Linked DNA regions of Homo sapiens: region 1 is linked to region 2. The links are chromatin contacts, found by Hi-C or POLR2A ChIA-PET in ENCODE. All regions are on one chromosome and are shown on one strand. The core of a region is the stretch at or near the end of the contact, and the rest is flanking DNA. Distances in the headings are between cores, read along the strand shown.

Region 1 (2,700 bases), core at 161-2,660, 470 kb after region 2:
AGGAAGTGCTTGCAATGGTAGGAATCTCCCAGACAGGCAGAAGAAAAGGATCTACCATAGCAGTCCCCTATGACCGATGCAGTAAAGGAAGTCAGACTATGTGGCATTCTGCAAATTGTGTAATTTAAGAAGCTTTAAACTCTACCATGTGCAGAGATAGTTAAGGCCAAAAACGCTATACAGCGTATACAATGTTCTTATGAGGGTTTTTCATTGTTGCTGTTTTTTGAGATGGAGTCTTTTGCTCTTATTGCCCAGGCTAGAGTGCAATGGTGAGGTCTTGGCTCACTGCAACCTCTGCCTCCCGGGTTCAAACGATTCTCCTGCCTCAGCCTCCTGAGTAGCTGGGATTACAGGCATGCACCACCACGCCAAGCTAATTTTTTTTTATTTTCAGTAGAGATGGGGTTGCATCATGTTGGTCAGGCTGGTCTCGAACTCCTGACCTCAGGTGATCCACCCACCTCGGCCTCCCAAAGTGCTGGGATTACAGGAGTGAGCCACCATGCCTGGCCGAGGTTTCAACTCACTTATATTACCTAAAAAGTACTGTTCTATTTTTATATTATTTCATTGTTTTGTTCAAAAGTAAAGGTTGGAGCTATATCTTTTGTTCCTAGTTATAAATTGGCTAATTACTTACTGTCTTCTTTTCTCTGTAGAGTCCCAACTAGACACATTATTTTAAATTTCCCTTTCTAAAAACAATGTTATCTAATGTCATCACCTAGCTACTACATACCACCAAGCTGAAAATACCAGAAGAATTGAAAAGCAGCTGGGTGCAGTGGCTCATGCCTGTAATCCCAGCACTTTGGGAGGCGGAGGCGGGTGGATCACAAGGTCAGGAGATTGAGACCATCCTGGCTAACACGGTGAAACCCCGTCTCTACTAAAAAATACAAAAAATTAGCTGGGCGTGGTGGGGGGCGCCTGTAGTCCCAGCTACTCGGGAGGATGAGGCAGGAGAATGGCGTGAACCAGAAGGCGGAGCTTGCAGTGAGCCGAGATCACACCACTGCACTCCAGCCTGGGAAACAGTGAGACTCCGTCTCAAAAAAAAAAAAAAAAAAAAAAAAAAAAAACAAACAAACAAAAAAAAAACCACAAAGAATTGAAAAGCAATCTTGATTTACCATGTAGTTACAGAAATATTAAATATTTGAGAAACAAATGACATCATTTCTTGAGAAAATTAGGGTATAAAAAAGTGCTCTATTTTACAGAACTGATGTGTTTCCAAGCAAGACCAGGAGCTACATTTTCATAAAAAGACATAAAATTTGCATTTGTTTTCTATTTAGTTTGCAGTGGTGCTGGAGAGACCACTGAAAATGGCAGAACAGCTACTATTGCCAATGTTCTTGTGGCCACTGCTGAGAATTTTGTCCTTGTCGTTAAAGAGGAAGCTGCTTCCAAGACTGTTCTCTAGAGCTTGACTAAGTAACCACTGTCAGTGTATTAAAACCACATTACCAGCACAGGGGAGCTCCCTGCCTCCACTGTCAGAGCTACCACAGTCACCATGTGCTATAGTTTGGATCTGTGTCCCTGCCCACATTTCATGTCAAATTTTAATCCCCAGTGTTGGAGATGGAGCCTGGTGGGAGGTGATTGGATCACTGAGATGGTCCTTCTTGAATGGTTAGCACCATCCCTTTGGTGCTGTTCTCATGATAGAGTTCTCGTGAGATCTGGCTGTTTAAAAGTGTGTGGCACCTCCCCTCTCTCGCTCTTGGTCCTGCACCTGCCATGTAAGATGCCTGCTCCCACTTTGCCCTCTGGCACCATGATTGTAAGTTTCTTGAGGCCTCCCCAGAAGGAGATGCTTCATTGCTTCCTGTATAGCCTGTGGGACCATGAGCCAATTAAACCTCTTTTCATTACAAATTAACCAGTCTCAGGTATTTCTTTTTTTTTTCTTTTTTTTTTTTTTTTTTGAGACGGAGTCTCACTCTTGTCCCCCAGGCTGGAATGCAGTGGCGCAATCTCAGCTCACTGCAACCTACCCCTCCCAGGTTCAAGTGATTCTCCTGCCTCAGTCTCCCAAGTAGCTAGGATTACAGGTGCCTGCCACCACACCCAGCTAATTTTTGTATTTTTAGTAGAGATGGGGTTTTACCATGTTGGCCAGGCTAGTCTTGAAGTCCTGACCTCAGGTGATCCACCCACCTTGGCCTCCCAAAGTGCTGGGATTACAGGCGTGAGCCACCACACCCGGCTTTTTTTTTTTTTCTTTTTTTTTTAGGCATAGTTTCACTCTTGTCATCCAGGCTGGAGTGCAATGGTGTGATCATGGCTCACTCCAACATCTGCCTCCCAGGTTCAAGTGATTCTCCTACCTCAACCTCCCAAGTAGCTAGGATTACAGGCATGCACCATCATGCCCAGCTAATTTTTGTATTTTTAGTAGAGACGGGGTTTTGCCATGTTGGCCAGGCTGGTCTTGAACTCTTGACCTCAGGTGATCCACCCACCTTAGCCTCTCAAAGTGCTGGGATTACAGGCATGAGCCACTGTGCCCAGCTCAAGTATTTTTTTTTTAAAGCCTCACTTTGTTACCAGGCTGGAGTGCAGTGGTGCCATCTCAACTCACTGGAGCCTCCACCTCCCGGGTTCAAGTGATTCTCCTGCCTCAGCCTCCCAGGTAGTTAGGACTACAGGTGCATGCCACCATGTCCAGCTAATTTTTGTATTTTT
Region 2 (2,934 bases), core at 210-2,709:
GGCCTGTGCTACATACAGTTCAGACAAGCTGGAAAACAGGAGGGCAGAGGTCTATTTTCTGAGATCAAGCAGAGGGTATGAGAGTGGTCTCTGGAAGGTGGCAGGGATGATCACAGCAGCCCAGCCCCGAAGGTCATGACAGCGCAGAGGAAGACAGAGACCTGGGGAGTGGAGGAGGGAGGAACAGTGAAACCTGACACTGAGAGCTCTCAGAATACTGAGAGAGCAGTTGAGGTAGGGGGTTCCAGTTTTTAGCATTTGGGCAAGAAAAGGAGGGGAGTACACAATTTCGTAATTTAGGCAATTACAAAATAAATAAATAAATGTCTCTATTCTGTAGTCATGCTGATGAGGCCTGAGACATATGGGTCAAAGCCCTCTGTCTCTAACTGCCCCATCCCTCAGATTGCCAAGAGCAATAGGCTTCTGGAAAAAGATTCAAATGACCTTAAGATAGGGTCAACAAAAGTTGTTACAGATGATTAAATGTATGTCTGAAACACTGATTTATGCCATTGGAGTAATTAACTTACCCTCAGGTATCCCCCCTTCTTAACCATGAAGAGTTCTCAATGGCCCCAGGACCCTGACTTAGGCTATGACTTAAGGGATCCCTGGGTGTTTCCAGAAGCTAGGCCCAGCCCAGCCCAGAGTGTCCCACCCAGACCTGCCTCTTGCCTGCTGGAGAAAGAAGGGTTGTTTGACATATCCCTGAACAGAGATCAGCCACCTGAAAGAATTAAAAAGACTTAAGAATCCATCACGTGTAAAAAGATCGTCGCACCATCTTCCTACACCTAATCACAATTGAGTGCACATTTTCAGATTAAATGGACAAACGCTTGACTTCTATTTCATATATATCCATATACAAAAAAAATCAGAAAGTGGTATAGAAATTGTATTTACTGAACATTAAGCACAACCCATTTATTTCTATTTAAATAGCACCAAAACCTCAGTAACATTTAACAGGTTAACAATATAGACTTGAGTCATATTGAGTCTGACATTGAGTCAGACCTAGATTTATATCATGCTCTGCCACAGATACTCTGGTATCTTTAAGCTAATTACATATCCCCAAGCCTCAGCTGTCCCCAACTGCAAGATGGCCATGATGACAGATGAGAACAGATAACTCAGAGTGTGGCTATGAGAACTAAATGATTTAACGCCTGTAAAACATTTAGAAAAATGCCTAGCATGTGGTAAGTGCTCATTAAACATAGCTATATTTAAATATTTCTAAAATATTGCCAAATCCAGATGCTAATGACTAGGGCATCCTAAAAGACAGATTTAGAAAGGAAATTGCTGTCTATATTCTGAACAGTACAGTAACTGTGTTTTGACTTTGTCATTTGCCACTTCCATCCAGTGCTTTTCTGGTAGCATGCTGGAAAATGAACCACAGCACACTAACACCCACACCCCAGCAGCTCTCTAAATCAGTTGTTCTTAAATGAGTCAGCACACACCCAAGCATCTTGGTCACTAGTCGGATGTACACAGGCTGCAGGTTCCCAAACAGACTTCAGCTGCTGCTCTGAGTAAACATTTTCTGGCAGCACACCAAGGGGGCGGGTGGGGACACAGGTAGGCATCTTCTCGGGTCTAGGTTCAGATTTCATATTGAACTCAAAATGAGCTGATGAGTTCAAGGTCCCTGTTTCTGCTAAAAATAAGCCTACACAGCAAGGGTGTTGCACTAAACAGTTTGCCCAAGCTGCCTGGAGGAAGCATCTTCTGCCCACATTGCGCCTTGGTGTAACCAACATTCAGAGTCCCACAGTTTCATGACCACCAACTTCACACAATTAGCTGAGCTCTATGTAAAACTGTTTCTATCTGTTCCTACCTAGATTTTTCTCCTTGAGACATAACTCTTCTTTTTAAATTGTGAATGAAGATATCTGACGTGAGTGCTGGGAAAGTCATGGCAAAAGGCCTGGGTGGAAAATCAAAATGTCATCATTATATTCTTTGGGTTCATAACATCCGAGGAAATAGGTACCTTATACCTTGATCTTCTTAGAAGTGAAATAAAAATAGCCCATCTACCTCACAGGGATCACAATTTCATGGTCCTTTGTAAAACTTAAAAAAAAGGTGTTAAGTATAAAATCTCAATTAATGGAATACTCAGGCAAGAAAATACCCTGGTTTATGCATTTAAGTCTTTTTCTAGCCTTTTGTCAAAAGCTTTTCTAAAAATACAGTCACCCATTAACTAAGTACATTATGATGACAGTTTTTAGCTTTGAGGATTTGGAAGCTTGAAATCAATCAAGCACATTAAATAGTACATGTCTTTTGATTTGTGGTCAATTACTATTTCAAAATGCAATTCTTAACCTCTGGTCAGTTGCTTTCCAGTTAGGGTTTATATTTTAGCTAAGAAAGTTGTTGTTTCCCAGGAATGAAATTGAGCTCAATCTAGTTTTCCATGCACAAATTATAGTAACAGGAACACCGCCATCCCTAGTTTCTAAGGAAGAGAACCAGGCATCTTAAAAAGTAAGGTCCTAGGCAGGACTATAAAGCAAACAATGATGAAATTAGCTTTAGAATATGTTTGGAAAATTTGGCTTACACTAATAAGGTACTATTTGAAAGAGATAAATGTTAAAGGCCTGCATTAAAGGTTTTAAAAATAATCGATTATGTACATTTCAGATAGAAAGACCCTGGCTTGCCAAGGTTTAAAAAAAAGTCAGAAGATCTTAGATGACCACAAGCTGAAACTGAGCCACCAGCATATATAATATGATTGCTAAAAGCAGCACTTTCCTAGCAGTTCCACTGTAGTGCAACAGACTACCACATCTTAAAGAACATAGACAGATGAGATCTCTCTTCTTTCATTTCTTTACTCAGCCCACTGCTTTCTAAGTTCTGCCCCCACCCATCACCACCACCAACTCTGAAACT

Evidence for each region. Hi-C counts contacts between places; a loop is a spot of excess contacts on that map. ChIA-PET counts read pairs that join two places held with the same protein, here RNA polymerase II (POLR2A). Pooled maps may share reads with other maps.
Region 1: a loop to region 2 is called in a pooled map, with 2.9 times the contacts of the local background. The contact joins two enhancer-like sites. A Hi-C loop is called at or near these places in 1 of 50 pooled maps. POLR2A ChIA-PET finds 5 or more read pairs at or near these places in 2 of 52 experiments (activated naive CD4-positive, alpha-beta T cell and naive thymus-derived CD4-positive, alpha-beta T cell).

The regions. Positions count from the first base shown.
Region 1 is chr12:68,586,106-68,588,805 of GRCh38, forward strand. No RefSeq gene overlaps it. Among named protein-coding and RNA genes, the nearest start is that of RAP1B, 23 kb to the right of the region's middle. RefSeq lists an enhancer at 1,753-1,802. Within about 2 kb of position 1,411, at least 3 of the 41 ENCODE cell types and tissues checked have a DNase peak (open chromatin) inside an H3K27ac peak, as active enhancers do.
Region 2 is chr12:68,118,397-68,121,330 of GRCh38, forward strand. No RefSeq gene overlaps it. Among named protein-coding and RNA genes, the nearest start is that of IFNG, 40 kb to the right of the region's middle. Within about 2 kb of position 1,460, at least 2 of the 41 ENCODE cell types and tissues checked have a DNase peak (open chromatin) inside an H3K27ac peak, as active enhancers do.